2 separate regions of the Homo sapiens genome follow, and region 2 is linked to region 1. Evidence: chromatin loops called from intact Hi-C (ENCODE). Cell type or tissue: heart right ventricle. All regions are shown on one strand. Each heading gives the region's core, and the rest is flanking DNA. Links, peaks and the distances in the headings are about the cores only.

Region 1 (15,892 bases), core at 4,395-12,394:
TGTACTTCTGGTGACTTTATAGATCAAATAACATTTTGAATAAAGTTTTACAGGAATGCAGAACTTAGTTTTGCTCTTTAAAGCTACCCTGTCACATATAGAATGTTTCATTCTTTGTTCTTTGAGGAAGAAGTAGACGTCGGCTGGGTGTGGTGGCTCACACCTGTAATCCCAGCACTTAGGGAGGCTGAGGCAGGCGGATCACCCGAGGTCAGGAGTTGGGAGACCAGCCTGACCAACATGACAAACCCCCACTCTCCTAAAAATTCAAGAATTAGCTGGGCATGGTGGCGCATGCCTGTAATCCCAGCTACTTCAGAGGCTGAGGCAGGAGAATCACTGGAACCCGGGAGGTGGAGGTTGCAGTGAGCCAAGGTCATGTCATTGCACTCCAGCCTGGTGACAGAGCAAGACTCCGTCCCAAGGAAAAAAAAAAAGTAAATGTCACTAATGGAATGGCTAAGAAACTGGCCTGAAAGGAACCACCCCCTCCTCCTCCTTTTTTTAAGAGAGACTTCTGCTTGGTTGGGTGGCAGGGATCCTCTGCACCGATACCAAACTCAAATGGGTTTCCACCCCACCGTCAACCTAGATTTGACTTTCTTAACCTCAGTGGGGTTTTAAACCCTAGCCCCATACATTGACCGGGTCGGATGCCACATGTCAGGCAGGCAGTCTAGTGATGACACTGAGATGGTATCGCTCAGAAGAGCCGTGGGTCCTGTTTTCAGAGGTGGATGTTTGGACTGAGAATTCTGCCATTTCTGTTTCCTCTAAGAGGAGGCTGTCTGGTGAGAAGCTGTTAAGCACCATGGTGAGTGTGACATCATGGTGAGTGTGAAGGGCGCCCAGCACTCTCGCGGCCCCGGTCGGCCCTTCGTTGGGTGTTGCAGGGATTGTCTAGGTTTGGGAGGCACGGAGGCGGGGAGCTGTGTTCTTCTACTGATGGTCGCCCCTGTCCTGACTGCAGTGTCATGACTGTTCATGAGAAAGTATCTTTAATAAAGCTAGTGACAGTGTGGCTTAGGAAAAATAAAACAGTGGCCAGGACAGCACCCTTGGGAGGCGTGAGAAGAGGTCTTCCTTGGCCTGTTCCCACCCCAGTGTCTCCAGAGATGAGAAACCACTTCCCGTGCCTGCAGGTAAGCCAAGAGAGCTCAGAAGAGGAAGGCAGGATGTCCTGGTCTTGGGGAAGCTGGAACATCCCGAGCAGACCCCTAAACCCATCGGAGAACACCTTACATTGCTGTAAGGTGAAATGCTTGATTTTGCAGTTCCAGAATGAGAGTTCTGTGGGGGAGGGAGGACCTCCGCAGGGAGGGGACATTCTAGGTGAGGAAATGAGCCATGGAGCCATGGGTGGGAGGTCAGAGCTCAACCACACCAGGGTGAGGAGAAAAGCAGGCAAGCTTTTCAGCAGTGAGGAGCCCCAGGTGTTCTGGATTCAATAAGTGGGTGCACACTGAGAGGATGGGCTTAGTGGGAAAGAGACGGAGCAGGGGCCAGTGGAAGCCGCAGAGTCAGATGCTCACCAGTGAGAAAAACGCCAGGATGGGGGACAAGGTCAGGTGGAAACGTGAACAAGGAAGAAGTGGGTTCCTTGGACTCTGAGACACGCCGCCCCCCTCCCTGCCCATGGTCAACATGTGGTGCCACACTCGAGCCTCTACAAATGACCTGATAGTGCGGCACCGCTGGACTCTGTTGCCATGGAGAAGGGTGAGCTAGGAGCTAGCAAGGGTCACGGAGCCTAAATCATCCAGCAGGTTGCTGGCAAGAGAAGCACAACAAGAGCCCAGAGAGATCTTTCAACATCTCTTTGCCAAGAAAAATGGAAACCAGCCCAGGCACTAGACCTAGTTTTATGCAGTCTCGAGAATAATCAATGATGTGGGTGCTTGGGCCAAGCCAGGTTGTTTGCTGGCCTGTGCAGCTGGGCGCCAATGGCACTCATCAACCAATGCAAACCTCAACCATGGGAGTGACCCTCATTTCCTCGTGGGAACACCAGGTGGTGATGCTCACAAGCTTTCACCTACAGCACGAAGAACTCTCAGTCCAGAGACAGGTATGAAAGATCTTCCAGGCAGGGGTGGGCGTCGAAGGATGTGTGCACGATGGGGGCCTGGCACAGAGAGGCCGTGAGACCAGCCAGCCTCAGGGGGTTCAAATTTGGAAACAGAGATCCCAGGCCTGAGACCAGCTCAAAAGGTGGCAAAAAAAAAAAAATCTCCTTCCTGGGGAAGTAAATCATTGAATTGGCAAGTCTTCGAGGAGTGCTGATGTGCATGCTATCCGGGTGGGGAACGTGAGGAAACTGTGTGCGGTGCAGTCCCCAGGCTCAGGAAACAAGGGTGAAGGATGAGCAGGGTGCGACAGACGTGAGGCCATTAGGGTCACTGGAGGAAGAGCTGAGAGGGCCCCGGAGTCGCTCAAGGAAGCTTCGTAGAGAGAATCGGAATGGGACTCACGAACTATTGCTCAGCTGACAGCTCCTTAGCACCTGCTTAGGGCTCCACACACACACTCTGGTTAGAGGCTCCCAGGAACCTTGTGAGGTGGGTGCTCATAGTAATACCCTGACTTTACAGATGAGGCAACAGCACACAGAGAAGCTATGCAACCTTCCCACAGTCCCACAGCAAGCAAGTGTGAGAGCCGGGAGAGGCCAGGCTGGCAAGGAGGGATGTGGAGGGGCCAGGCATGGAGGGCCTTGGAAACCACGCAGAGGAGTCTGGGCCTGGTTGTGAAGGGGTGGAGACCCAAGTGGACAACCTGCCTACTGAGGAAGAGTCAGCATTGCTGCCCATTGGCTACTCCCAGTTTGCAACCATGCAACAATATTTTGTCACATCAAAGAAAACAGAGACATGCCTCCAAAGGTCCCTTTCCCCAAGAGCTGGGCTGGTCTAAAGTCACACCCACTTTGCATGCTGTGTCCTCAATTCCTCAGGGACTGGTGGAAGAGGAGTGTGGAGTCAGGAGGTCCTGGAATTTCCCGTCCTCAGACTTCCTGATCCTCTGCCACCTCCTTTGTTTATGCTCCTGGCACTGGGGGAGGGCACGGGGCTGTCCAGGTCCCCCCCACTCTGCTGGGGAGAGACCGCTGAGCAAAGGAGGCCACTCTACTTCCTTTCTTTCTTTTTAACATAAGGCCAGGAAGCCAGGCATTCTCCCAGCAGCCCTCAAGGAGCCTCCATCCTGTCCCCTGTCCCCGCTCCCTCCCACCTTCCTGGGGCAGGAACACTGGGTCTGCCTCTGGGGCTGGTGCAGGCTCTGCTTTCCCAGCAGCTGGAGAGGGAGAAGGGAGGGCTGGCAATGCAGGGGTGCCTGGGAGACAGCAGGCTATAGCTGCATCCAGTGGCCAGCATGGCGGGCAGAGATAGGATCTGCAGGCTTTCAGCGGGGGCAGGAGGAGGGGAACCTGGGGACGGTCCAGGAGGCGAATGCCTCTGGCCACTTAGCAGACAGTGGAGCCTTTCAGACTCAAAACTCTCCACTGGCAGCTTCCAGAAACCAGGCCTTTCCCTTCTAACCCTGTCCAGGGTGTGGACCCAGCATGCTTGCCTGGCAGGGCTGGGGGCCACATCTGACCCTACCTGGGTAGAGGCAGACCTTGTGTCTCTGTTGGGCCACCTGGACGTTGGCAGCCTTGTGTCTGGGCACCGTAGGCCACGACACGGGCTGGAGGCAGGAGGCAGGGTGATGCTCCCCAGGCACCCGCTGCGTCCCAGGTGCCCTCCACAATAGGCTCACCCTCACCACCCTGAAAGGATGGCATTCCTTCCACTTTGCTGATGAGAAAATATGGTTTCCTGCCTGCACTTCTATCTCCTGGGAGAGCTTGGATGTATGATTTCACCTCAACACCTCTCTGTGCCTCAGTTTCCTTACCTGTAAGCCAGGACTAACACCTCATAGGATCTTTGTAACTGTCATGATCAGGAACTGCTCAGAGAGGTTCCCTGTCCTGCCGAGGGACACACAGTGGGGAACAGGGCTGCACACCAGACCTGCCTGACTCCAAGTCCATGCCCTTCCATGAGCCACTTCCCCGGGCTCCTGCTCCCTCAGCGTCTTCTCCTCTCCCTGCGAGGAGAAGCTCCGCTACCTGGGACAGAGATGGCATTGTGTCTGAGGATGGGGGAGGATGGGTGAGAATGGGCATGGTGCTAGTCTTCTGTCCAGCCTGAAGAAAGCCCCAGGAAAGATGGGCTTCAGCGCTGGTTTATATTCTAGATGGCTCCTGGCCTGTGTGCTCCCTCGCTCCCTGGCCTCTTTCTCCTCCCTGGGGGTGGGGTGTGGTGGTGGCAGCCAGCGAGGAGAGGAAGCAGGCCACTGCTGTGCTCCGCGTTGCCCTCCTGGCCACACAGAAGCCCACAGATGAGGAGTGCAGCCTGCAGCATGGGGAGACCTCGCAGCCATCAGTGAGGAGTGCGGAGGGAGCTGAGGAATGCCCTCCATACTGCCGTGGGATGTGTGGCAGGAGAGGGGAGCGGATGGCGCCTCAGACACCCCAGAGCAGCCCACAAATGGAGCCCCTCTTGGCTTCGCCTCTGTTCCTCCAGGCAAGCAATTCTGTGTCTGACTCCGCCAGTTGCTATGGAAACAATGAGGAAAGGAACGGGAGGGGACAGGCGGATGGGTGGGCAGGAACCAGGCAGTCACCACTAGGACACACACCCCTGGCCCCTGCGGCCTAAACCCTGGCAGGGTGGAGAGTGGGGCAGGGAAAGCCCTCCAGCCCATCTGCAGGTACCAAATGCTGTCTTGGCCCAGGGGTTGCAGCTGCTGCCTGGCCAGGGGCAGCCCACGTGGGTGGCAGCATTCAGGATCACTGGCTCAGGCATGCATCGAGGGAGTGTCCAGCATTATAACAGGAACCGCAACAGCCACAGCTCTCTCTTCCTGCACCAATGCCAGGTACAGGGACTAACCCATATCTTGTCAGCCTTCTGATTAACCCCATTTCACAGATGAGGGAACTGAGGCTCAGAAAGATGAAGTCCCTTGCCCAGGACACACAGCAGCTGAATGGTAGTGCAGCCCTGGAGCCCTGTTCTTAACATGGGAACCAGCATTTATGAGGGATTAACTAGATCCATTCCTGCCCCTCGTGCTTTGAAGTTGGCCCATGTGCCCAATGAAACAGCCGTGGCCTGATGGCTCCCAAGGGCATGGAAGCCTCTGGATTTGGTGAGTCAGCTGCTGTCAGAAGCCGTTCACGTGTGTCAGGGACAATGAACACAAGCAGAAAGCCCCGCTTGACGCCCATGCTCCCAATCCTTTGTTGTCTGCTCAGGCTTTGCTGTGGATTTTTCCTTCCCCAGATTCAATGGATGCTACTTGAGTGCCACCCGGATAAACGGCGCGCCCTTCATTCGAGTCTGTTTCCATCCTCGGGCCTGACTTCAGCAACTTCCACAGGCCCGATGCCCGGGAGCTGGCATGATGCACCAGGCAGTCCTGGAAACCCTGATAAATCGCCCACCTGGGCACCATTTCTCAGGGCAGCATTATAATTGTACCAGCCAAATGTGCTGGGCCGTCTCAATGTGCCAAAGCCACCTGCAAACAGATGGGCCCCCAGATTTCCTGGAGGCCTCTGGGATGTTCAGTTTGAGGGGGTGCGGGGGTGCTGAAGTGAGGTCCTTGCTGGTCTCACTGGGCAGGACAGAGCTGGAGGGCATGGACGTCAGTCCAAGGGATCACCTTTGGTGGTCACAAGTGCTCTGGGCATTTTATTTTATTGTTTTTTGAGATGGGGTCTAACTCTGTCACCCAGGCTGGAGTGCAGTGGCATGATCATGGCTCACTGCAGCTTCCACCTCCCGGGCTCAAGCAATCCTCCCACCTCAGCCTCCCAAACTGCTGAGATTACAGGCATGAGCCACTGTGCCCAGCCTGCCCTGGTCATTTTAAATTCTCATCAGTCGGCCGGGTGCAGATTACACACCTGTAATCCCAGCACTTTGGGAGGCCAAGGCGGGTAGATCATGAGGTCAGGAGATCGAGACCATCCTGGCTAACATGGTGAAACCCCATCTCTACTAAAAATACAAAAAAAATTAGCCAGGCGTGGCGGTGGGCACCTGAAGTCCCAGCTACCCGGGAGGCTGAGGCAGAAGAATGGCATGAACCCGGGAGGCGGAGCTTGCAGTGAGCCGAGATCGCACCACTGCACTCCAGCCTGGGCGACAGAGCGAGACTTTGTCTCAAAAAAAAAAAAAAAAATTATCATCAGTACTCCGTGGGTTTACTTATCAGAGGCCACATGGGTGTGCACAGGGTGGAAACAAGCACCAGGGAAGATGTATCATTAACAGGTATGTGGGTGGGAGGATGCATGCACACGTCTCAGGGAGGGTACAGGCCAGACCCTCGTGCATGGAGAAGCAGTGGGAGGCATGGATGGAACTTTGAGAACGGGGCAGGCTGGCCATTCCCAACTGGAATCCGGCTGGGAGGAAAGGGGCTGGCCGGGGCCTTGCAAGGCAGGGGAAACATGTTGTTCACTTTTTTGTTTTGTATGGTTGGTTTTTAAGTGAAATTTGAGATTTAAAAAAAGTTAAACGAAACAAAACAAGGCGCTTTGGGCAGCACCACGGACCCATACTGGCCTCTGGGACTAGCAACAACAGCTGCTGGACACTTTTCTGTGCCAGCAAAAGCTGGCGTCTTCAGGGACAGTCCACTCTTAGATGGCCCCCGCCCTAGCCCTCCAGCACGCCACCCCTGCTACCTTTGGGTTCCAGGCCATTGGAGTTAAAGTGCATCCTCTTCTGACACTCCGTACAGCTCATCAGGAACCGGGTCACGGCCTCTCTCGGGAGGAAGGCATAGGTCTCTGCGATCTGGAGGAGAGAAGAGCTTCGCTTGTTATATGGATCTGTGGGGAGGCAACTTGGCCATGGGGTCACCAAGGTCTGAGCTTTGGTGGCAGGTGCTTCGGCTCTTGCAAGGAAAGTCAGGGATTTGAGGAGCAAGGGACAGGTGTCCTGGATTCTCAGCTGTGGCAATGAGACAGTACTTTTGTGGAAAACCATTTGTTTTAAAAATCGCAATAAAGGAGGTTAAAAATTGAAAAAGCAAACCCTTTAAACATTATCTAGTCTTTAACCTATATTCTAATAAGTAACATTCCTCAGAACATTTTATTGCTGCTACAAAAAAATGGGCTTACAAACATTGCTCTAGCGTAGGGTGAGCAGTTCCCCTCTTAGAGATGGATAGACTGAGACCCACAGATAAATTCACTGCCCCAGGCCCATACACAGAACCAAAGGTCCTACAAGCCATCTCCTGTGATCACTGACAGGTCAAGAACCTTCTTAGGAAGAGCTGTGAAGGGCTAGTACCAGGCATCAGACTTTTCAAACTAGACAGGCTCTGCAGGACCCCCATGTTCCAGGCAACTATGGCTTGGAGAGGTGAGCTGACTCCCCAAGGTCACAAGGAATTTTCAAGGCAGTGCCAGACTAAACCCCATGTTCCAGGTCACACCACTCCACAGTTGCCTCCAGAAGGCCTCCCCTAGTTGAGGAGGAGGACAGGGATGCAGAGGGCTGGGGGAGAGACACAAAGAAGGGAGGGAACATGAAAAAAGGGCTGGGTGGGGGAGTGGGGAAGAAGTGGCTGTGGGCCTAGGTGTCCAGCCCTTTCCTCTTGCTCTGGGTTTTGGAAAAGCCACTGACCCTGATTTAGCTGTCTGGTGGGGCCAAAGAGTCCCTTCAGTCCCAGGTTCCCTGGGCTGAGACTGCCCAGTTACTGGTTTTCCATGTGCTTCCTGGAGCCTGGGTCCTCCCGCACCTCTCCACTAAGGGGCAGCATCACCCAAGCGTTCCGCTGTCCTCGCCGCAGCCCGCAGCCGGGCTGGGAAAGTTGGCCAAGGGTGAGGGGCTGCTCTGCGCTGCGCTTGGCCCCGCCTTCCCACAGCAACTGCAGGGGTTTGCTCCTTTAGAAATGCACGAATGTCCTTCTCCATCTCTGTGATGGCTGGAGGGTAGAGGTGGGCTAGGGCGGGGCTGGGGAGTGGAGTTGTGGGGGGATGCAGAAGGCTTGGGGTGTCCCAGGCTGTGGCTGGGCTCTTGGAGGACCAGCTCAGGCACAGCTTCCAGCTCAGCCCACTGGCAGAGTCCAGGGGCCACTCTTGCCAGCTGCAAATGCGAAGTTAATTTTGGTGACACAATTGTTATTTCTCAGCTGATTTGATGCTCTGTGGAGCAGGCAGGCTCCTTGATGAGTTATCTCCCTTCCAAATTCCCTGTCTGATTGCCTTCCTCTGGAGGTCAGGGACAAGGGCAAACCCCAGTGTCTCTGACTGGAGCAGCGGATGGGAGAGCAACATCAGGGATGCAGCTGGTCCTTGTCAGGTGTCAGGTCCGAGGGATGGGGCTTTTCTGCCATGCACACAGAGAGCTTCATCCCTAGCCCAGGCCAGGATAAATGTGGCCACCACTCTACCCCTGGAGAGGGAGCCATTCCTGTGCCCTCAGTAGGCCAGGCAGCAAGAAGGGCCCTGCCCATCCTGTGTGCAGCCCTCAGCAGAGCAGCCCAGGGCTGCCTGGAAGTCTGGGGGCACGTTCCTCTCAGGCCAGCTGGGTCTGGAGAGAGATGTCTGGCTGAAGGGTGGCAGCTGCAGGAGCAAGTGTGCAGGAGGGAAGGGCGTGTGCTAGGCAGAGCAGAGGGCTGTGGCTGACTTGGGCCGACAGATGCCCCTCGGCTCCCCTGAGACGTGGCACCCTAGGTCAGGCCTCAGGAGAGCTCAGTGGAGGGCCCGGGGGAGGGTTGCACAGTCAGCTGGGAGAAGAGGGCCAGGTCCCTACCATGAGGGCAGCCCTACTAAGCTACCCAAAGCTTGCCTGCTCACCTGCCAATGGGCAGAGAAATATTTTTTAAAGGGCTCAGGGGGTCCTCCTGGCCTGGCTGCTCTGCTGAGGGCTGCACACAGGATGGGCAGGGCCCTTCTTGCTGCCTGGCCAGCTGAGGGAATAGGAATGGCTCCCTCTCCAGGGGTAGAGTGGTGGCCACATTTATCCTGGCCTTGGCAGGGACCCCAGCAGTGTGCAAAGGCTGGCTGGCGTGCCACAGGGAGGGGAGTGCTGAGCACACACCTTCTGGCCCTGGGTCCCATTGATGGGTGGAAGGGGAGGATAGAAGGCTGACAGGTGAGAAGTCCTTGGAACTGCCTGAGGGCCAGGGAGGGAAGCCCTGCCCCACAAGGCTGGATTGTCTGCAAGCCTGGCTTAGAGCTCCCTGGGGAGTCAATAAAGCGCAGAGTCCAGCCCAGCTCTGCACTGCCGTAGGGACCTGTATAGAGGATGACAAACCCTCCCCCTGCAACCTTCAGCAGGCATCTTCTGATTCATCTTCCTGGCTTGCCTGGGACCAGAAATGGGACCTCCATTTCTGATTGAGTGCACGAATGCCCAAGGCCACAGGACCACAGAATGAGTCGAAACCAGGAGGACAATCCTAGCAGATGCTCTAGTTAATAGGATGGTGGTTTTCAGATGGTTTTAGATTTAAGCTGCAGACCCTGTTCTAGAAATAGACTCATACACTGAAGCCCAAAACATGAAACAGATAAAGACAGAGCTGCTGTGTCTAAGGAGGGGAAGTTCCAGGACCCTTGTCCCTGCCCAACTGCCCTCCGCTGCCCTGGGCTGCCTGCTGCCTTGCTCCCCGGGCCTCCTGCCTGGACACTGAGTCCCGTATGTGAATTTGCCTTTCACATTTTTCCTGGTGGTAAAAAACAGGGACTTCACTGGCAGAGAGAGCAGGAGCTATTTGCAGAGTCGCTGACTTGCAAGGCCCCATTTCACTCCCCAACTCAGAGGCCAACAAAGACAGATGAGGCCAATTGGGGGGATTTGCACCACTTTACAAGATCCTCCTTCTGCCCTGAGGGTGGATTAGCACGTGGTGGGCCTGGAGCAGCTGCTGACCACATCTGGCCCCAACTCCAAAGTGGCCTGGGCAGCTAGATCCGGACTGTGGAACCCGATCTGACCTACCAGCACCCTGGGAGGGAAAAAGGAAGCAAAAGGGCTTGTTCCAACCCAGAAGGGTGCAGAAATCAGAAAAGCAGGAAGGCCCCTTGGAAAAAGGACTAGCCCTCTGTGTGAGTTCAGGAAACTCTGTAGAACCAGCTGGAGCCTTCCTCAAACCCTGGTGCTGGAGAGACCTCCGAGATCCTCTGCACCTCAGGTCACACTGAGAAGCTAAGTGAGACAGGGACTTCCTACTCGAAATGGGAATCCCTGCATTATCCATTGCACATGGCCATCTAACTCCAGCTCGAATACCTCCAGTTTCAGAAAGCTCATTGCCTGCCCTATCTGATCCACGGGTGGACAGCAGTAGATGCCAGAAAGCTCTTTTCCCTACCAAATAACACGCCTCATTTAGTGCACTGAAAAAGTCTGCCACCGCCCTGCCAGTCCTAACTCCTATAGTACCCTCCTAGGCCTGGAAAAATCCAGAGGGGCCCTGTGCCCTAGAGACTGTCAGGCAGTCTGAGGATTCAGCGTTGGCAAAACACAGAGATAGATCCAAAAAGTCCTCAGCCAGGAGCTTGATGCGTACCCCGTGATGCCAGGCTGTGCCCCTCTGCAGCCATCAGCAGGGGTTTCCTTGGGGGCTCCTTCCACAGGCATGGATGGGTGGGGGCCTCGTGTCTGCAGAGTGGGGCTGAAGAGCTAGGTATGGGTCGAGGAAAATGGGAGCAGATGAAGAGGGGCACAAAGGCATCCAGGCACCACCCCCTGCCCCCAAAAAAGGAAAAGGGTGGCATGAGAAGGGTGACAGATGGGGAGGAGAAGGGGAAAAGGAGAGGAGGCACGTAGGGGAGGAGGGAGGTGTGCCAGCCCCTTCGGCCTCACACCCACGGCAGGAGGGCCCTGGCCTGCTCAGCTCAGCCTTGGCCCTGCTGCTGAAATTCCAGCTCTGTGTGCAGCTCAGCTGGCTCAGTGCCAGTCATGTGCCAGCTCCAGGCTGGGCAGCGGGAAGTGGGGCACGCGGCAGGCATATGGACGAGAAGCCAGGAAGTGCAGAGCAAAGGGCTGGATGTCCGCTTGGCCCAGGGATGCAAGTGCTGGCAGAACCAGCTCAGCCCTGCCCTCCCCACAGCATGGAGGCCGCAGACCCCTGCCTTCCTAAACCGCCCAAAGAGTGCCTGTGGACGAGGCTTGATGCTGGACACCGAAGGGGCCAGGGAAACCACATGATCCAGCTGGCTCCAGCCCATCCGCCTGGACAACAGCAAGTCATAGGGCTTACTAGCTGACCACAGGAGGGTTGCAGAGAGGCAGGATGTGTGGTGGTCAGGGCACAGGCTCTGGGGTGGGTGGCCTGGCTCTGAATGTCAGCTGACTGACCTCAGGCAGGTTATGTGTTTCTCTGAGTCTCAGTTTTCTCATCTTAAAATGGAGGTAACAACAGCACCTGCTTCATGCATGCAACCTTCATACATGTGTAGGAAGTGCTGGTGTAGAGCACATGCTGACTGCTCAGCACAATGGTGAATTTTATTTATTTCTTTTTGAGACAGGGTCTTGCTCTGTCACCCAGGCTGGAGTGCAGTAGTACAATCATAGCTCACTGCAGCCTCAAGCAATCCTCCTGCCTCAGCCTCCCAATCAGCTAGGACTACAGGCACACACCACTAGGCCTGAATTTTTTAATATATTTTTTATTTTTATTTTTGGAGACAGAGTCTCACTCTGTCACCCTGGCTGAAGTGCAGTGGCATGATCCCAGCTCACTGCAACCTCTGTTTCCTGGGCTCAAGTGATTCTCATGCCTCAGCCTCCCAAGTAGCTGGGATTATAGGCATGCGCCACCATGCCCAGCTAATTTTTGTATTTTTAATAGAGGTAGGGTTTTGCCATGTTGGCCAGGCTGGTCTCACACTCCTGGCTTCAAGTGATCTGCCTGTCTCGGCCTCCCAAAGTGCTGGGATTACAAGCATGAGCCACCACGCCTGGCCCCAATTTTTTTTTTTAAGAGAAGGGGTCTTGCTATGGTGCCCAGGTTGGTCTTGAACTTCCAGCTCAAACAATCCTCCCATCTCAACCTTCCAAAGCGCTGGGATTATAGGTGTCAACCACCATGCCCCACCCACAATGGTAAATTTAATGCTGAGAAAATGTGGTCTTGTCAGTGCCAAGGGGCCCATGTGGGCCCCAGCCTGGGTGCCTCTTCCTTCTTCTATGATCCTCTGGTGGAAATACCCTCAGAACTCCCTTCCCACAAGTCACTTCCCAAAGCACACAGACCGAGAAGCAGGAGGGGCGGGGAGACCATCACCATCTCCTGCCTTCCTGGGCAGACACCTTGCCTCTCTGAGGCTCTTGGCACATGGGTCCATCCTTAAAATCCATTTAGGGCAAAAGCCATTTTCTGAGGACAAGGACTAACCGGATGGTTGCATTAAAAAAAAAAAAAAAAAGATGGGCCATAAGGGGAAATTATAGACTTTACAGCCACCTCCACGGTAGTCCAAAGCTATTTATACAAAGAACTTGGGGTGGGAAGTTTCACATCTGCCTTGGGTGGGGAAGCCCAGCCACAGAAGGGCATATCTCTAGAAGCTCCAGAGAAAGTCGGCATGGAGGACACTGGCTGACTGCAACTCAGCTGCCGTCTGACCTTGGACAAGTGACCCAATTCTCTGGGTCCCAGTTTCCTTAACTGTGAAATGGGTCCTCAGTGCCTCGGTCACAGGACTGCATCAAGGCTTGAATGAGCATGAAGGGCTTGGCTTTACTGGCTTCCCTGGGCACTGGACAAATGGTTCAGAGCTATGTATGAGCTGTGGATAGGCCCACATGTGGGTCAGCAGGAGATGGATCAGAACACAGGCAGGCCCCTCTGCAGGGTGAGGAGGGGCCTCTGGTCTGGCCAGTCCCATCTATTTCCACCTCCCTGGCATTTGTGATGCTTCCTGCCCCTAGGTTGCCTTTTTTGCCCTTATGCCTCCCCAAAGCGTAGAATGCCAGTACAGGTGTCACCTTCTCCACACAGTCCCCCGGGCTCATCTGTGTCTGGCGGTGCCTGTGCTAAATGCCCCTGAGCCTGGGTTCTTGCTCTCTCAAAGCGAGCCTTGGAGACATTTCTGCTTCTCATGTATCTTGTTTTTGCTCTCAGCCTCCCCACCCCAAATCCAATTGTGATCTCCTGGAGGGTGGGGAGCAGGTCCTTCGACTTCCCCTGGGGAACTCCCAGTCCTGACTTCACAGGATGAGCTCACACATAGGAAGAGCTCAGGACAGGCCTGGCATGCAGTAAATGCCATGCCATGAAGGCATTTGCTCCTCTGATTATTATCTGTCCCCAGCACCCCAGCCCCAGAACAGGCTGCAAGGGGCTGGGGGTGGTGTCGGGTGGGAGCAAGTGAAGCAGAAACGGGGAAGAGGAGGGCGCCTCCTGCCCTCATCCCTCTCCTTCCCTCCCTCTCACCCCCTTCAACCTGCTTTTCCTTTGTGCTCAGACCACAGATTCCCTCCCCTCGCCCTGTGAGCCATCTCTGGCTGCCGTGCCCTTGCCCTGTGCCCCCCTAGATCCCCAAAGGCCGTTTCATCACGCCTCAGCTCCCTGCCCCGCCCCCCAAGCCCAACATGTGCGGAGCCCGTGGCCTCCTGCCAAGGCCTGGGGCTGCCAGTGGAGGCAAAGAGACAGAAATCTCACCGCTCGGTAGGTTTTCTTCTGCCCAGCGTGCTTGGGGGCTTTGCCTGGCTCCGCTGAGCTCTCCACATGCATCGAGTAGATGATGTCAAAGAAATCTTCCACCACAGCGACCCGCTTCAGAGAGATGCCCTCTGGCTCCGACAGGCCATCTGCCCCCTGCGACAGGGTGGACAAGCTGTGTTAGTGTCAGGAATGATGGCGGGGTGAGAACTGGGCCCTGAGGCCGGGGCAAGGGGTCAGGACGGGCAATGCCTCCGACAGTGGGTCTTGGGGTGGGGAGGGGAGGGAGCCTACCGAGGGGGCTCCCTGGAGGGGGACGCCAGAGTCAGGGTGGCTGCAGCTATGAAATCTACCAGCAACAATGGGCAGAGAACGGCGACAACGAAAATACAAATTAAAAAACCAAGAGGCTCCATGTTCACAATTTCAGACAGATTGTGCCAGACTCGGGCGGGGAGCTCTTGAATCACACGCTGTGCCAAGACCATCCTGGAAGTCTCTGGGGAGGGGGGAGTGCTAAATAGATGCGGCCCCATCAGGAGCTCGCCAATTAGCAGTAACCTTTCACTGTGGGCCTGGGCTGGGGTCCCGGGGGAACAGCTCCGATCACCTGGGTGACTCCTGCCTCCGCCCTGGCCTTTCTGAAAAGCTTTTCGCGGCTGCCTGCCCTCCCCACTCCAGCAGCTGAGCGCCAGCAACGGCACCCGGGCCCTTTGTGTGTGGAGATGTACAGAATAACAGGCACGAGGCCACGAGGAGGTGGCAGGGCCGTGTGAACGGGGCGGCCGTGGGCCCCGAGCCTCTTATCAGGCTGGCTGAGTGGTGTCAGCTGGCCCGACTAGGTGTGCCAGGAGCAAGACGGGTCCTTCAATAGCAAACAGCTGTGGGGCTGACGCCTGCCCTCCCCTCCAGCAGGAAAGGGGGCTGCAGGGAAACCACAGGGCAGGAGGCTGGGGGTGAGGCCAGGGCCCGGAAGGGAACGGACTGCTGGGGAACTGCTCCGTGCAGGCAGTCCTCACAAGGGAGATACACAGACCCAGAGACACTAGGCTGTCAGCCACCAGCTCCTTCAGGGGAGTCTGTGGGGACGTTAGGGGGCTTTGAAGATCAAGAGCAAGCCATATGGAGGGAATTTGAGGGGAAAGGAAGCAGGCTTTTCTCTAAAAGTGCCCAAAAGACACATCTCCAAGAGAATTCTTCCCCAAAGGACCCCAACTCAAGGATGTCAGCAACAAGAGGATGTGGGCTTCGCCTGCTCCTTCTCAGCTCTCTCCAGCACTTACAACAGTGCCTGACACATAGTAGGTAGTCAGTAAATAATGACTGAATGACTGAGTGGTCATAAGTGGCAGCTGGGCAGGGTCACTTGGACACACTCTGCCATGGTTTGAATACGGCCCCATCATGGAAGTGGCCCTGTGACCCCGAGCACTTACTGTGCTTCGAGCTTCAGGCCCTTTATCTGTAAAATGGGGATAACAGAAGCCCCTTTCCCATGAAGAACTGAGTTGTGTGTGCAGCACTTGGCACTGAGCCTGGAGTACAGGGATTGCTAGATATTGTTATTAAGAAGTGCTTTGCAGTTCACCATGTTTCCCCCAGGTATGAGAGAGCCGAACACCGGGGCAACCCTCGGAGGTTGTTAGGGTCAGGACCTGCCTGAGGTACAGTGGCTGGTGGATGGCACAGATGGCTTCAGACCTTGGACTCTGTAGTCCAAGTAGAATACAGGCCACACTGGGAGGTGACGCTCGCTCACAACACGTTCTGGCACAGACAGGTCTTGGTTTCACCCAGTAGCTTTCTCGACACACCATGATGGCCGAACAGCAGTGTCTCTTCACCAGCAGCCCATTCAAGAGCAGAGAGCAGATGGGGGGCAAAGGGCATCTGGGATGTGGGGTCCCGAGCCCCACAGCTAGCGGGCAGTGTCCCTAAGTGGTAACCCTGGGAGGTGACCTCACTGGCCCCAACAAGGCCCTCTTGCCAGTGGCTTCCTTCCTGGTCAGAACCCATTTCAGTGGGACGTCTCAGATAGCACATATCTCTCTCTCTCTGTGTGTACAGGAGAAGCCACTTGCTGGTCCAGCTTCCTCGCTGTGAGATTATGGGCAAACCCTTCAACCTCCCCGAGCTTCATTTATGAGATGAGCTGTAAAGTTCCATGACTTTTCTGCTCTTAACCTCTCTCAGGAATCAATTT
Region 2 (15,892 bases), core at 4,882-12,881, 58 kb before region 1:
TCTCGCCTCGCGACAGCCCTTTACAGAAAGAAATGGACTCAGCCCCCAGCCCCACACACCTCGGGGGTGGTCTTCACCCCGTATTTGACGCGGCTCCGCAGCCCGTCGGCACCGCAGCCATCCGAGGGGTAGGAGGCTGTGCCAAGTGCCGTGGCCGGCGGGAGCTTGTCACACAGGTTGATGGGCTGATCCTCGGCGGCCGTGGTGAAGTCCATGGGGGCCACGGCGCCGTTGCCATTCATCTCGGGGAAGGCAGGGTCGCCCTGCGTGCTGCTCGACGTGGATGGGTTCAGGGTGGAGGAGCCATTGCCGCTGCCACTCTCAGAGGAGGAGTCATCTGGAATGAGAGGCCTGGGTGTGAGGCCCCACCCAAGGCACTGTGGCCACTGCAGCCACCTCGGAGTATCCCACCCTGTGTCCTCCTCATGAGTGTCCCTGGGTTGGGGTGAGTGCTGCTACCCCACCTCAGAGGCAATTTGCCCCAGCCCACAGCCTCAGCTGAGGCAGCCACAGGGTCCCCTCTGCCAGAACAGAGGGGCCATCAGGAGGGGTGTGGCCAGGCAGGGCTGTGCAGGGCATGGAGGGTCTTCCTGCACCCCAAACTCGCAAGCGTTATGTCCAGGCTTAAGGGAGACCGAGCTCCAAGGGTTTGGGAGTGAGTGGCCTGTCAGAGGGCCCTGGAGGCCCTCGAAGCCCGGCCAGGCTCTCCCTTCTCCCCAGCTCCCAGGACCGCACCTCCCACCCACCCTGCTCCTGCTGCCGGGCACTGCCTTGCAGCTTCGAGCTCTCAGAGCCCCTGCCCACGGTGGGCCCTCAAATGTCTCCTTCCTCTGCCGGAAGCAGGAAGGATGGCTCTACTGTGACCTCCAGCCATTCACTCCCTCCTGTAAGCAAGCCCAGCCCTGGCAGCCTAGGCACAGGCACGGTGGCCCCCGAATCTGCGCTCCGTGCAGGCCCCACGGCCTGGGACGTGCAAAGCCGGGGCTGCAAGGTCTGGGGTCTGCACGCGGCCCCCGAGTGGGCCTGCCCGGCGTCTCAGGGTGGGCAGCCCCGGCAAAGCACTGCGAGGGCGCCCCCTGCCGCAAAGAGCGCGGCACCGCCAGCCTGCGGGCGCGGGGGAGGAAACTTTAACCAGGGGACCAGACAGTTCCAGATACATTCCAGGCCTCTCTGCCCACCCAGCCCCAGCCCCAGCCCCGGCCTCCTGCTTGCTCAGCTGAGACGGCAGAGGCTGAAGCTGCACGGGAACTCCCGGGGTCACTGTCAGGTGAGCACCCGCGAGGGTCCCGGGGAGGTACGGGTGACCCTGGCGGCTCCACACCTGCACCCAGAGTGGGTGGGGGAGGGGTGGTCACAGCGGGCCCTGCCGCCCCTTCCCCCAGGCCAGGGTCACGCCGGACCCCACCCCCACCCTCCCAGCCGGCAGATTATGAAGATTTAGTCCCCGGTGCTGGGCACTGGGCACGCGCACCTCCAGAGCGTCCCCATGGCGACCGAGCGGCTCTAGCGCCCCAACCAATTGCTGGCCTCCCGGCTGCCCGGGGGCGGGTCCAGGCTGCCCATCATGCAGCCAGGCCGGGCAGAGGGGGATGGGAGGCCACGGCGGCGCAGTGCACCCCTCCCCCTCGGCTGCAGCAGGTCCCCTGGGCCAGGCGTCCTGTCCTCCTTCGGGCAGCCTAGCTCCACCACTCCCTCCATCCTCCCGCAGGGCAGCTCCGGGCTCTGCTCAAAGCCCGCCCATAGCTGCCCCTCACTGGCTGCATCCTCGGAGTCCCGGCCCGCGCTGGCTGTCCCCGGGACCCCACAGCCTACTCGCGCCCAGTCTGGAGCCAACACATTCCCCAGCATTTTTACTGAGCACCTACTGAGTGCTGGCCTGGAAACAAAGTAATGACTGCAACCAAGGTGCCAGACCTCCTGGGGGACAGATGTGCCTTACTCAGCCTCGTGGGTAACAGGGAAGGTGAATTGTGAGAATGGGGGTGCCCACTTTCCTCCACCCGGGAACCAGACCAGCTCCTCATGCAGCTCCCACTGGCTGCTCTCCAGCGCCCAGGCCACCCACATCCCACCTGTGAGAGCCAGGCCTAATCCTCACTCCCCTGTCCCATGCTTTCCTGTAGCTGAGTAAGAGTCCGGCCCACAGCCACTGGCACTCTCAGTCCTGTGACCTCTGCAGTCCCCCAGCCCAGCCTCACTATCCTGTGCTGGAGCTCTGCAATCTGCCTGCCATGACACCTCCAGCTGAGCAGATGGCAGCCAGCCTTCAAGGTCTGGTTCCACACTGCCACTTCAGGCTGGCACTTTTCTCCACTGTCCCTAGGAAGGAGGCACTCACGCCTCCAACCCCAGCTTGCTGCCCGGCCCTGCCAGGGATCCTCATGCTCCCTTCCCCTGGCCCAGGGTCATCGTGAGGGCCATCTGCCCCACCAGGACAGACCCTGTCACCAGAGAAGCCCCTGCACCTGAGGTCCAGGAGCCTCCACGGGGGACAGGGATGACACCCATACTGGCTGGTTACCCACGCTCCCATGAGCTGCAGGGGGCCCATCCTTCACCCACCTTGCAGGTGCGACTTCACATACCGACACCACCCTCACAGGCCACTTGCTTGACCTTGGAGGGCCTTAGATTCCTCCTCTGGAATGAGGGGCTGCTCCTCAGTGGGCATCGTGCCTGGCACACAGTGAGCAAGTGGTCACTGCCTTCATCACAGGCACCAGGCCCAAGGCTGGCTGCAGTGCCACACCCTACATAGGCCCAGAAGTGACATCCCATCATCCCACCACCCACCTCCCAATCAGGTTTTCCCGAGAAGATGGACTTGCCCTCCGCCACTGTGAGCTCCAGAGACACGCTGCTCAGGGTGCTCCTGGAGCCTCTACCAGGTCAGATGCCCGGCACGGGGGCCCAGACTCTCCAGCTACCAAGACCTTTGCCTCGGGGCTGTGCCCCCGGCTGCCTGGCTGGGGATCGACAGGCACTAGTGCCGGGGCAGAACCTCCCCTAACTGCACTCAGATGCCACCCTGGTCTGGCCAGGGAAGTGGTTGGGCGGGTAAGACCCGTAAGGCACCAGGTGCTAGGACCTCGTATGGCCAAGTGTTCCAAGCTGTTAGAAGAAACTGGAAATCTGCACCATTATGTAAACAGATTTTAAAATATTGGCGACTCAGTTACATGGTTTACTTTTTTTTTTTTTTTTTAGGGTCTTGCTCTGTTGCCCAGGCTAGAGTACAGCGGTGCCATTAGGGCTCACTGCAACTGCTGCCTCCTGGGCTGAAGCGATCTCCCCAGCAGCGCACACCACGACGCTTGGCTAATTTTTTTTTTTTTTTTTTTTGAGATGGAGTTTCACTCTTCCTGCCCAGGCTGGAGTGCAATGGGGCGATCTTGGCTTACTGCAACCTCCACCTCCCAGGTTCAAGCGATTCTCCTGCCTCAGCCTCCCAAGTTGCTGGGATTACAGGCGCCCGCCACCATATTCAGCTAATTTTGTGTATTTTTAGTGGAGACACGGTTTCACTATGTTGGCCAGGCTGGTCTCGAATTCATGACCTCAGGCGATCCGCCCGCCTCAGCCTCCCAAAGTGCTGGGATTACAGGCATGGGCCACCGTGCCCAGCCTCGGCTAATTTTTAAAGTTTTCTTTTTTTGTAGAGAACAGGTCTCGCTATATTGCCCAGGCTGGTCTCAAACTCCCAAGGCTCAAACCATCCTCCCACTTTGGCCTCTCAAAGTGCTGGGATGACAGACGTGAGCCACTGCGCCCAACCCATTATTTATATTTTTAAAAACTTCGACAAGTAAATGGGTACACAAATGTGGTCTATTCATACGATGGAATAGTATCCAGCCATGAAAATGAATGAAGTTTGGATAAGCGCTGCAATGTGGATGATAAAAACACGAGGCTGTGGGAAACAGGCCAGACGGACAAGGATACTCAGTGATTCCACTTCTACGCAGCATCTGGAACAGGCAAATTCACAGAGACAGAAGGTACAGTGAGGCTCCACGGGCTGGGAATGGGCAGTTAGTACTTAAAGGGTGCAGAGTTTCTGTTGGGGGATGAACAAGCTGTGGAAATAACAGTGCTTCTGGAGTGTACACTTAAAAATGGCAAATTTTATGTCACACATTTTACCACACACACAGAACCCAGACCAAAAACAGCCCCTTTGCCCTAGTTTATAGGCTCTATCTGCCATTATCTCATTTTCTCATGCCGCACACACAGAGCCTACTCAGAGGGACAACATGGATCGCGAAAGCCTGCCTTCCCCAGTGACACCAAGGTCTCGCCTACCCCCAGCTCCGCTCAGGCAGCCCCGGCATGCCAGCCCCCACCCCACACAGCTGCCCCCGCGCCACATGCTCTGGGGGCTGCCTGCAACCTGAGGCCCATGTTTTGCCGACTGGGGAGGCCACAGGTTTGAGCCGCGGAGTGGCTGGAAGAGGCTACTCCACCTTCTGGAGCCTCCGTTTCCTTTCAGAGTGGGTCCCACAGCCGTAAAACACGGTTCTAAGGTGAGGATGGTGCCCGAGATGGGGCAGGAGCTCAAAAGGAAACCCCAATTCCCTGCACCCCACATTTTCTCACATCATAACTCACCCACTGCCGACGCACGAGGCTCCCAGACTGCAACGGGGGCTTCTGGGGATCCCGGAGCCCAGCCTGTGACAGTCTGAGGTGGGCCCAGTGAGAGGGCCACTGTGGGGATGGGGGCAACTGCCACCCTCGGAGCTCATGCTCCAGCAGCGACAAATCAAACCTGAGGGCTCCAGAGGAGACGGGGCTCTGAAGGGGTGTCACCAGCTTTCTGGCCCCTGAGCCATGGTGTCTCCCCTACTCTCGGCGACTCCTGCTCGCCCTTCTGTGCTAACCCGAGCACCACCACCTCAGGGAAGCCCTCCCTACCTGCCCCGATCTCCATCGTGGCACCGGCTGTGGGCCACGGCTCTGCAGAAGCCATCCCAGGGACGGTGGGGCGAGGGCTGAAGCCTCATGAACCAACAGGGGCAGAGGTGCTGCTCGGGGTGGGGTTGGTCCAGCCTGTCCCTCGGCCCCACAAGCAGTGGATTTGATGCCGGCTGCAGCCGCAAGGGCTGAGTTTACTCCAACTGGAAGCCAGGTCCCTCCTTTGGGCCCACCAGGCCCTTCCAGCGAGCCCCTATGGCTCACCCACCCGCCCCAGCTGTGACCCAGCCTTGGTACTTGCTGTTCCCTCTTCCTGCTCCACTCTGTCCCGGGTGTCCCCTTGGCGCAGTCCCTCACTTCCAGGGCTCTGCGTAAAGGTCACCTTCTCGGTAAGCCCAGCTCCCACCCTGCTCTGGCACACTGACCCCTCTACCTTTCTTTTCTTTTTTTTTTTTTTTTTTTGAGACGGAGTCTTGCTCTGTTGCTCAGGATGGAGTACGGTGGCGTGATCTCGGCTCACTGCAAGCTCCGCCTCCCGGGTTCATGCCATTCTCCTGCCTCGGCTTCCCGAGTAGCTGGGACTACAGGCGCCCACCACCACGCCTGGCTAATTTTTTATGTTTTTAGTAGACATGGGGTTTCACCGTGTTAGCCAGGATGGTCTCGATCTCCTGACCTCGTGATCCACCCACCTCAGCCTCCCAAAGTGCTGGGATTATAGGTGTGAGCCACTGCGCCCAGCCCCCTCTAACACAGTAGTATTGCAAGGAGAGGATAAGTGCTTGGAAGAAATTACCTATTTCTTCCAAGCACTTATCCTCTCCTTGCAATACTACTGTGTTTATTGTGTCTCTGGCCTGTGCCCAGCCTTCACAGAAGCGGCCCCAGCCCTAGAGACCCAGAGTTGGTGCAGCTGTATTGGGTGGGCCTGGATGGCTCCTGCTGCCCCCTAGATCACACCCCTCCCTCTGGTGGGGGCAACTGAGTCTTCCTGGGCTCGCCGGGGTGAGTGCATGCCCCAGGCCTGGCCAGTCAACCCATCACAGCAACTGGTAATAGCGTGTGACCAAGCTGGGCCCGAGGACATCACGCGGGGACTCCTGCTGCGATGGCTGGGAAGGTGCTCTCTACCTGGGGTTGCTGGGCCCGTGGTGCAGGGAGGCCCACGCTGGGGAAAGCAGGGCTGATAGGGGGCACAGATGATCCCCTGAAATCCATCTGTGCCTGCCACCTAGGAAGGCCCTAGAGGTTTTGGTGAGGGAGCTAATAATTTCCTTATTGGTTAGGCCGGCTAGAGGCAGGCTCACACCAATGGCTTGGTCTCTGAGTAGTCCAGGGTCTTCTCCCTGGCAGAGGCCAAGGGATGGGACCCGGGGGCTGGGATCGCTCTGCATGGGGACCTCACCATGACGCCCAGCTCAGTCCTGAGGAGGCTGGTACCCACAGGAGGGGGTGGTGCCCACAGGAGGGCTCATGCCCACAGAAGGGGCTGGCTGCAACCCTCACACCCACCCCTCACTGCACCTGGCCAGGAGAACGCGCCTGTCACTGTTTGGGGAAAGAAGGAAAAGAGAGACTGGGGGCAGTTGGGTTTTGATCCGATTGGAATTCTTCCTCCCACAACCCTTAAAAAAAAAATGGATTTAGGCCAGGCGCAGTGGCTCACGCCTGTAATCCCAGCACTTTGGGAGGTAGAGGCAGGCAGATCATGAGGTCAAGAGATCGAGATCATCCTGGCCAACATGGTGAAACCCCATCACTACTAAACATACAAAAATTAGCTGGGCGTGGTGGTGCACGCCTGTAGTCCCAGCTACTCAGGAGGCTGAGGCAGGAGAATCGCTTGAACCCGGGAGGTGGAGGTTGCAGTGAGACAAGATCGCGCCATTGGACTTCAGCCTGGCGACAAAGCGAGACTCTGTCTTAAAAAAAAAAAAAAAAAAAACTGATTTAAAAGAGACATCGACAGGCGCACAAACCCTTGCTGTGATGGAATGCAGTGGGGCCCGGGCAGGGATGGTGCTGGTGTAGGGTCCTGCAGTCTGGGCGACCTTGGGCACTGCCACCTCCTGGGCCTCCTCTTATCTACAGTCCTGGGAGTTGCCGCTGACGCCCTCCTGGGCTCTGGCACTTTATGACTCTGTGAAGAAACCCAGCTGGCTCCATGGGCACCGAAGCCCCAGCACACAGGCCTCACGGGGTGCAGGCCTCCAGCTGGGAGGCTCAGTGGGAAGCTGGGAGTTCTGGATGGACCCTCCACACCTGGAGCTGGAAGTGGAACCTAAGGGTGCCCAGGTGACCTCTTGTCCCCACCTGGTCCCCATCTTGCTGCTTCCATGAGGCCCCTCCAGGAGGGTCACCCTTGAGGCCAACCTGCTGGGGCCCAGTGTGATGAAAGCAGGGTGGGCCTGCCCCCAGCCCATGGCTGCGTGGGCAGCAGAGACATGTCCTGAGGGGCCTTGGGGAAGCAGCCCGGGATGCACCCCCTCTCAGCATTTCCACAAAACCAGGCCCTCCCCACTGTGGCAAAGGGCGACTCCTTCATCTGGGCAGGACCCGGAGCCCACCACCTGTGCCCAGAATGCCTACGGGCAGGGAAGGACTGCCGTGTCCGTCTATTTGAACATGGGGCAATGTGCTGCTATTCAAATGGAGGAATTAGTGATGAATGGGGGAAATTGTTCCTCCCTCTGTCCCGTCTCCAGAAGGAGACAAAAACCCCTTTTACCTCAGCAAACAATGCCCTTATGTGGGCGCCAGTGCCCCGCAGCCCGCACAAGCCCAGCTCTGTGCGAACCACCAATCGCCACACCGCGCTCTGGGGCCCACAGCCAGTGGCACCCTCTCCCGGTGGGCGACTCCCACCAGCTCCCAGGCTAGGCTCGGAGAACGGGAAGGCCCACCATCCCTGGGACCACAGGCCAGGTACACGGCCACTGGAGGCCAGCAGGCCCTGCGTGCAGACTGCCTTCCGTGTCCAGAGGTGTGGCTGCTGGAGGCAGTGCCGCCTCCATGAGACTCTGTCACAGCAGCAGCCAGGCGGGGGATGGGAGGGGCATCAATAATTCACACACAACAGGGCGACGGGGGAGGAGGGGGTGGGAGACTGCTGGAGCCACGGCCCACCATGGCCAGGGAGGCGTGGACAGTAGGGCTATGGGCTGTGGTCTGGGGGTGCTGACCCTGCTCTGAATTTGAGGCGTGCACCTCCCCAGGACTGGCCCCCTGCCTGCTTTGACAAAGGCCAGCGCCCAGGCTGTGTTTACACGATGCGTAGTTCCAAGGAGCACCAGGCTCAGGGCAGGCTGCCCAGCTCTTCCTCCAGAAAGGCAGGAGGGGTGCAGGGGTCAAATGGGGGACACTAGGACCCTACCATCCGGGTGATGGGGCCACACGGGGCACCTGCATTCTCCACGTGGCCCTCAGGCCCCAGCTGCCTGCACAGCTGCCCTCCTGAGCGCCCAGCTCTGTCCCTGTGGTTCACACAGCCTGGCCCGGCCCCAGCCACGGAGCAGGGAGCCCATGCCCCCCATCTGGGTGCCACACTTGCCCCCTGATTTGCAGCCCCGGGGCGCCAGTTCCTCTACCCCCACAGCATGCGCCTCCTCTGCGTGTGCCCCTCAGTGCCCGGGCAGTGGGCGTTCCTGCTGAAACTCTGGTCACTCTTTGCTTAGGCAGGTGCCAATTTAGGCCCTCACAGTCGGGAGCAGCACTGTCCGACAGAAACAGAGTGGGAGCCGCATGAGGGATTTGAGTGCCCTAGTACCCACATTTTAAAAAGTAATAAAGAAACAGGTGAAATCAATTTTAATAATCTACTTTATTTAACCCAATATATCCAAAATAGTACCATTTCAACAAATAATTGATACCGTGTTATCAGAGCTGAGATATTTCACCTTCTTCTTTCCTACGGAGCCGCTGAGACGCAGCGTGTATTGCACACCTGTCTGCACTAGCCTTTTCCAAGGCTCAGTAGCCGTCCTTGGCTAATGAATTAGACGTCACACACCTAGATCTTCCCCTAAAACTGAAATCATTTCTCTCTGCAGAGACCCTGGGGTTCCTGGCCCGTAGAGAGGTGTCCAAGCTGCAGATGATGTTCAGGCCTTGGGACAGGTGGCTCAAGCGGTGGGGCCCTGGAGACAGACACCACCTTCAGTGGAGGGGGAGGTGGACACCAATTATGCGTCAGGTCCCGAGTGTCAGGCGGCGGGTAACTCATCATGCCTGATTTGCACAACCACCCTCTGCAGCAGACATCAGGGAGGAACCAGAGGCTCCAGGGGGAAGTCACCGACCCATCACCCGGGATGAGTGGAGGCGCCCAGACAGGCCCCAAAGCACCACCCAGGCCGCCCAGTGCTCTCAGACATTCTGGGAGCCTCCAAGGCCAGCCTTGATTTGCCCATCTGTACTGTGGGACAATTCCCTACCCCTGCTACCAGACTGCTCCACTTCCTAGAGCCCCTCCCCCAACACCTACTGGCCACTGATGCCCCGGGGAAGCGCTCCCAGGATGAACTGCCTGTGTGTGGGTGTTCTCCCTGGCCCCGTCCTCCAGGCCAAGCACAGGCGGTGAGAAATAAACACTAATTCAGTGTGCAAAGATCGAGCCGAGACACACAGCCTGCTCCCCGTGTTCTCAGAGCAAACAGAGCCACTCCAGGCCACCATGTGTGAATGATTCACGGGGCAGGGCCCTGGCCCCAAAGCCCCTGCAGGCCCTCCTCCAGCCCTCCCGGAAGCCAGTCTGGGTTCGGTGCATTGCAGTCCTTAGGTCGGAGTGATGACGCCAACGCGGCCTGGTCACTTCCTGGTTCCTGGGAAAGTCACCCTTGAACAGGCTCCCGGTGGAGGTGCCTCAGGAGGGCCTGTCCCTGACACAGGAGCCTGCAGGATGGAGCTCTGTATGTGTCCTGGGCTGAGGGGTGGTGGCGAAGGGCAAGGGCACTGATCCCCACGTGGCCCCACTGGGCCAGGCTCACCTTCACCTCCATTCTTTTTTTTTTTTTTTTTTTGAGATGGAGTCACTCTGTAGCCCAGTGGTGTGATCTTGGCTCACTGCAACCTCCACCTCCTGGGTTCAAGCGATTCTCCTGCCTTAGCTTCCTGAGTAGCTGGGATTACAGGTGCCCATCACCACGCCCAGCTAATTTTTGTATTTTTAGTAGAAGTGGGGTTTTGCCATGTTGGCCAGGCTGGTCTCAAACTCCTGACCTCAAGTGATCTGCCTGCCTTAGCCTCCCAAAGTGCTGGGATTATGGGCATGAGCCACCACGCCTGGTTCACCCACTTTCTCAGTAGGTGAACCTCTCGGCTCCTCAGGCCCCAGAGCTTGTCCTCCCCAGCATCCCAGACAAGGCCAGGGCTGTGTAGGCCCTGCCCACTCCTGGATAAAGGGATCTCTCGGTGCTGTCTCCCAGCGTCTCTCACCCCTTGGCGGGCCGGGGCCCAGCACAGCCCAGCATTGTCTGTGCCGCCTGCGGCCCAGCTGATGATGGACACTTTCCTGTGACCCGGGACTGCCAGTGTGGCCCACAGCCAATCCCTGGAAGGCTTGGGCCCCAGCTCTCTGCTCCTGGGGGAGGGGAGGCCAGGAGGCCGCCGCCTGCTCATCTGTTGTGGGTATTTGGAGCCTTGAGGAGGAACAAACAGCTCTTGCTCCTGGGGTGGGGGTGGGTGGGACCTGCACCCAGAGAATGGGGCCCAGCTCTGGTTTCTGGCCTCAGCTGTGAGAATTAGGGTCAGGGCAATGGACACAGCCATAATGAGCAGGTGTTGGGGAGAAGGCTTGGCTTAAAAGCCCACTGCAAGAGAAGCCTTTCACAGGCCAGCCCAGGGAGGCTGGTGCAGGGGCCACACCTCCTGCCATGCAATACTGACCAGAGCAGACGTCTGGCCATGAGTGTTGGGTCCACGGGGAGGCAGCAGCAGGCCGGAGTTCTGTGCCTCCTGGTGGGAGAGGGCTGCTGTGACCCAGGGATGGGCCCAGGGGAGGGTGGGCATCACCTGAGGAGGACACTAGAAAGAGCCGCGGCACAGGGGTAATGCGGGTAATGGTCTCTGAGCCCGGGTGGCCTGGTCGTTACTCCCACCAGCTCCTTCCCCATCAGCCTTATGGCTTCCTGCCTGATCCCTCACTTGAACGGCTTCACGCTGTGCTGGGGACACCCCATGGCACCCTGAGTACCAGAAGCCAGAAGCACACTTCTGCCTGGCACCTTCTCCTTGGATGGCAGCACTGACTCCTCGCTGCCTGCTTAGCTGCCCATCAGTGTGGGCACCTGGATGGGTCTGGCATTTGCCAGATTGAGAAGCAGGGTCTTGGGAACTTGGGGTCCCTGGACAGGGCCTGGCACATGTGGGTGGGGAGGGAGGGACAGGGACTCAGGACAAGCTGTGAGTGCCTGGGTCTGGTTGACACCAAGGACCCCCTAGCCCGGCTCCCTTTACGAAGAAGCACAACCCGGGCGGTGGTTGGGAGCTGAGAGCAGGGGTGGGGATGCCGCTGAGGGTGGCTGTGAGGTAAGCTGCAGTCAGGGTCCCACAGGCCTCCATGGCAGAGGGGACCAAGGGAGACCAGGCTGGCTGAGGAGGCAAGACTGGACCAACGGGGTGGTGCGCAGGGCTCAGAGAATCTGGGGGAGGTGAGGAAGACCGCCCACATCCAGTCCCAGCCTGGCCCCCAATGGGCCTGTGCTGTCCACATCTGGTCCTCAACCGCCTGGCAAGGTGGGCCAAGATGATCACCCCCAGCCCAGCAAGGGGTTGGCACCCGCCCAAGGCTGCCTGGCAAGGAGGGAACTGAGCAAGATCTGAGCTCTGTGTGCCCCCACACTTCCCTGCAGACCTCTTGGAGGCCAGGGAGGAGGCACACAGGGGAGGGGGCCGGGCCAAGGAGAAGAGGCCAACAGCACTGCTGCTGTAAATACCGAGCCCTGGGCACTCAGGAAACACACCTGCTCCCCAGAGACCCGCCCTGCTGCCCAGTTTGCATTTCTGGGTGGTGGAGGGCCCCACCCAAGGGCAGCAGGGGCCAGGAGGTAGGAAGCCTTGGTCTTCTCACTAAGAGCTCCTGGGGGCATGCCAGGATGAGGGGCCACAGCCCCCAGGCCATGTCACAGAGAGAAGCTGTGGCCCAGAGTTGGGGGATCGGCTAGCTCAAGACCATACTTCGGGGAAGGGCCGGCCAGATCCATGGCACAGCACCCAGGACCTGCCTACAGGATGCCACATATTGGGCCCGACCACTCCATCCTCCCAGAACCCTTCCATGCCAGACCCTCCCCAGATGGCCTGGCTGTGGCCTCTCTGCCCTTCTCTCCTGGTTGGAGCTTGGGGTCATAGGGAGCTTTTGGAAACAGGTGACCCAAGAAACCCTCAATCCTGGCATCGGGCACCTCCTCCCTTCCCAGCCCCCTGCTGCCACGCCTCTGCCCAGCTTCCCAGGCCACCTCCTCCCAGGCCCTTTCTCTGATTCCCCATCTCTGCCAAGAGTGACTCAGTGGCCGTTGGTTGAGCACCTATTCAGTGCTAGGGCCTGGGGATAAAGCCCAGGACAGGAGACTCAGGCCACATGGGGCCAGCCCTGAGGGGCACCCTGCAGCGCCACTTCCAGCAATGAAAAACAGGGACTTGGCCAAGCACGGTGGCTCACGCCTGTAATCCCTGCATTTTGGGAGGCCGAGGCGGGCAGATCATGAGGTCAGGAGTTTCAGACCAGCCTGACCAACATGGTGAAACACTGTCTCTACTAAAAATACAAAAATTAGCCAGGCGTGGTGGTGCACGCCTGTAATCCCAGCTACTCGGGAGGCTGAGGCAGGACAATTGCTTGAACCTGGAAGGCGGAGGTTGCAGTGAGCCGAGATTACACCATTTTGCACTCCAGCCTGGGCAACAGAGCGGGACTCCATCTCAAAAAAAAAAAAAAAAAAAAGAAAGAAAGAAAGAAAGAAAAACAGGGACTTGAGTGTCCTTCCACAGGAGTGGCCAAAACGCTGGCTCTGGAGAGACCCAGTCCCTGTGGTCTGGGCAAGTTACTTCCCCTCGGAGACGATGTTTCCTGCCCTGTGGAACAGCGACATGTATAGCTCTGGGCTCACAGGGTCAGGCTGGGCACACAGCAGGGTCAGGCTGGGCACACAGCGGGCTCAGGAATGGGACCCCAGTCACTGGACTGACTAGACAAGCTTTGAACTGTGGCTGGCCCACATCAGTGTCAGGGAGGCCAATGACTATGTGAGAAAAAAGGCGCCAATACTGCCTCATTGAAAAGAAAATGAGGCTCTGGTTACTTAGATACATAGAAAAGTCTGAGAAAAATAGGGCCCCAGACATCATTATTTTTCATTTTCTTTTTTCCTCCTTTATTTTTCTATTTTTTTTTCTTTTTTTTCTTTTTTTTAGATGGAGTTTTGCTCTTGTTACTCAGGCTGGAGTGCAAATGGTGTGGTCTCGGCTTACTGTAACCTCCGCCTCCCGGGTTCAAGCAATTCTCCTGCCTCAGCCTCCGGAGTAGCTGGGATTACAGGCATGTGCCACCACACCCAGCTAATTTTGTATTTTTAGTAGAGACAGGGTTTTTCTATGTTGGTCAGGCTGGTCTCAAACTCCTGACCTCAGGTGATCCACCCGCCTCAGCCTCCCAAAATGCTGGGCTTACAGGCGTGAGCCACCGCACCTGGCCTTCTCCTTTATTTTTCTACAATAATTGTAATACTTCTGAAATAAGGGGAGAAATAAGGGACATTTCTACAAAGATGTGGCTCCTGCCCTCAGCAAGCTGACAGCCTGCAGGGGTCCCACACTGGTGCCTGTTTGGCTTCAACCAAACCCCAGACTCCTCCAGGGAGGTGGGGACAGGGCTCATCACCCCTGTGTGTCACAAGGCCAACGCTGGTGTGACTAAAGTGGCCAAGAACCTGGAAGAGCCAAAGGGCCCTCAGTGCCTTTGTCCAGACTCAGGCCTGCACAGTGCGGGAGCCCGTGTGTCCCGAGGCCCAGGTTGGAGGAGCGGCCTCATCTGAGAGGCGCACACACCAGGCCCTGACCTGCCCCAGCCAGGGCTCCACACGACTCTTGCTCAGCAATCCCCCGACTGCCCACCCTGCAGAAGGCGGATGCAGGCCCAGCGAGCAGACCCCTGCTCTCCCCTGGCGCTGGCTTCCTGTCTGCCCAGGAGGTGAGTAATGTCCGCTCCCTGCCCCCACGCATCCCTTCTGGAGGCCAGACGGGCCTCACATTTTCCGCTCAGGAAGGGGCAGAGTGAGAGGCCTGCTGAAGCACATCCAGGGGAAACGGAAGGAGTGGCCCCGCCTGCCGGGTCAGGAACCTGGGCCAGCCCCGGCCTGCAGGAGGCGCACTGGCTCACCTGCCTCCGTGCATGCCTTCGTTCATTTTCATCCACTCATTCATTCAACAAACAGCACCCCAGCACCTGCGTGGTGCCAGGCCCTGTGCTGGGTGCTGGAGGCCTGGCTCTCAGGGTGCTTATGGTACTTGGGGAGGAGACTGCATCAAACAGATCATCCCACAGGTGGCGGCGTAAGTACAGACGGATGTGCTGTTCAGCCCCAAGGCAACGCCAGACCACAGTGCCTCTGGACAAAGTCTCTCAGGCATCCTCCCTCCACACCCTATGATGTGCACAGAGCCCTGTTCAGACCCAAAAGAAAGCCCACGCCTCAGCCGGGGCTTGGCCGAGGGTCTTTAGGGGACCTGGCCCGTGCCTGGGCAGGAAACTGTGGCAGGAGCTGGCCCGCATGGCCCTGGGCCCCAAGGAGGGAGCGCCCCAAGTGTGTGGAGAGGGCCTTCTTTGGTTCCCTAGCTGCCCTGCCCATCTTCTGGGGACCCTCACACATGGCCCCTGCCCCTGCCAAAGGGGAGAGAGGAGAAGCACTGGCACCTCCCCAACTCTGGCTGAGTTGCCCCAAGTCTCTCCCTGATCCTAAGTTTCCTCCCCATGAGATGAGGGCACTGTGAGTGGTGCTCCCTGCCAAGCACCAGTGGCTGTGATCGCAGGGACCTGGGAGCATCCCAGGACTTCAGAGTGTGGGGAACTGGTGTAAAGAGGTCTGGGAGACCAAGACTCGCAGCCAGTGGCAGGGTTGGGGGCAGAAGCCTAACTGTGTTTCAGGACAAGCAGACACTCACCCCGGTAGAACCTCAGAGGCAAGCTCCCGGGGAGTGAAAGCTGTGGCACCCGCACAACTCACTCTTGGGCTCAGTTTCAGGACAAGCAGACACTCACCCCGGTAGAGGCTCAGAGGCATGCTCCCGGGGAGTGAGAGTGGACACTCACCCCGGTAGAGGCTCAGAGGCATGCTCCTGGGGAGTGAGAGCAGACACTCATCCCGGTAGAGGCTCAGAGGCAAGCTCCCGGGGAGTGAGAGCAGACACTCACCCCGGTAGAAGCTCAGAGGCAAGCTCCCGGGGAGTGAGAGCTGGCACCCGCACAACTCACTCTTGGGCCCAGTGGTCTCCGCCATGGGATTTGCTCTGCCACTCAGCCTTCATCTGCCTTTGTTAAAATCTTTAAAGAAGGGCCCCAACAAATCCACAGCTGTAGATCTGTGCTAACTGCCTGGCTCCCTGAAATCACTCCTGGCTGGATCACTTGTCAGCAGGGATGGGGTGCTGATATGGTTGGGATCTGGGTCCCCTCCAAATCTCATGGTGAAATGTGTCCTCCAGGGTTGGAGGTGGGCCTGGTGGGAGGTGTCTGGGTCATGAGGGGCAGATTCCTTATGAGTGGCTGGGTGCTGTATGGAGTGAGTTCTCACTATGAGTTCATGCGAGAGCTGGTTATTTAAAAGAGCCTGGTACCTCCTCCCTCTCTCTTGCTCCCTCTCTCACCATGAGACATGCCTGCTCCCCCTTCACCTTCTGCCATGTCTGTAAGCTTCCTGAGGCCTCACCAGAAGCCAAGCAGATGCTAGTGCCATGCCTGTACAGCCTGTGGAACTGT

Evidence for each region. Peaks named below come from ENCODE experiments on the same cell type or tissue, not always from the same donor. Only the 100,000 strongest peaks of a DNase experiment are listed, where the experiment ranks them.
Region 2: it touches region 1 in a loop (9-fold over the local background); 6 of 110 quality-filtered maps call a loop at or near these places.

Annotation. Positions count from the first base shown.
Region 1 is chr20:32,514,069-32,529,960 of GRCh38, forward strand. It overlaps NOL4L (nucleolar protein 4 like), which reads right to left. Exons shown (of 11, transcript NM_001256798.2): 2 at 13,690-13,845; 3 at 6,743-6,854. LOC101929698 (a long non-coding RNA gene) reads left to right here. Exons shown (of 3, transcript NR_110619.1): 3 at 5,331-6,217. Among named protein-coding and RNA genes, the nearest start is that of NOL4L-AS1, 39 kb to the right of the region's middle. RefSeq lists an enhancer at 10,463-15,243 and a silencer at 13,227-13,400. In heart right ventricle, for the core only: a CTCF peak has its summit at 7,817 (motif pointing right); DNase peaks (open chromatin) are centred at 7,813 and 10,983; H3K27ac peaks cover 1,169 bases.
Region 2 is chr20:32,456,059-32,471,950 of GRCh38, forward strand. It overlaps NOL4L (nucleolar protein 4 like), which reads right to left. Exons shown (of 11, transcript NM_001256798.2): 6 at 60-337. Among named protein-coding and RNA genes, the nearest start is that of NOL4L-AS1, 97 kb to the right of the region's middle. RefSeq lists enhancers at 528-1,443, 1,444-2,359, 2,360-3,275, 14,134-14,183 and silencers at 837-1,106, 1,117-1,166, 1,597-1,746, 14,504-14,553. In heart right ventricle, for the core only: no CTCF peak of the experiment used is centred there; a DNase peak (open chromatin) is centred at 9,713; H3K27ac peaks cover 3,778 bases.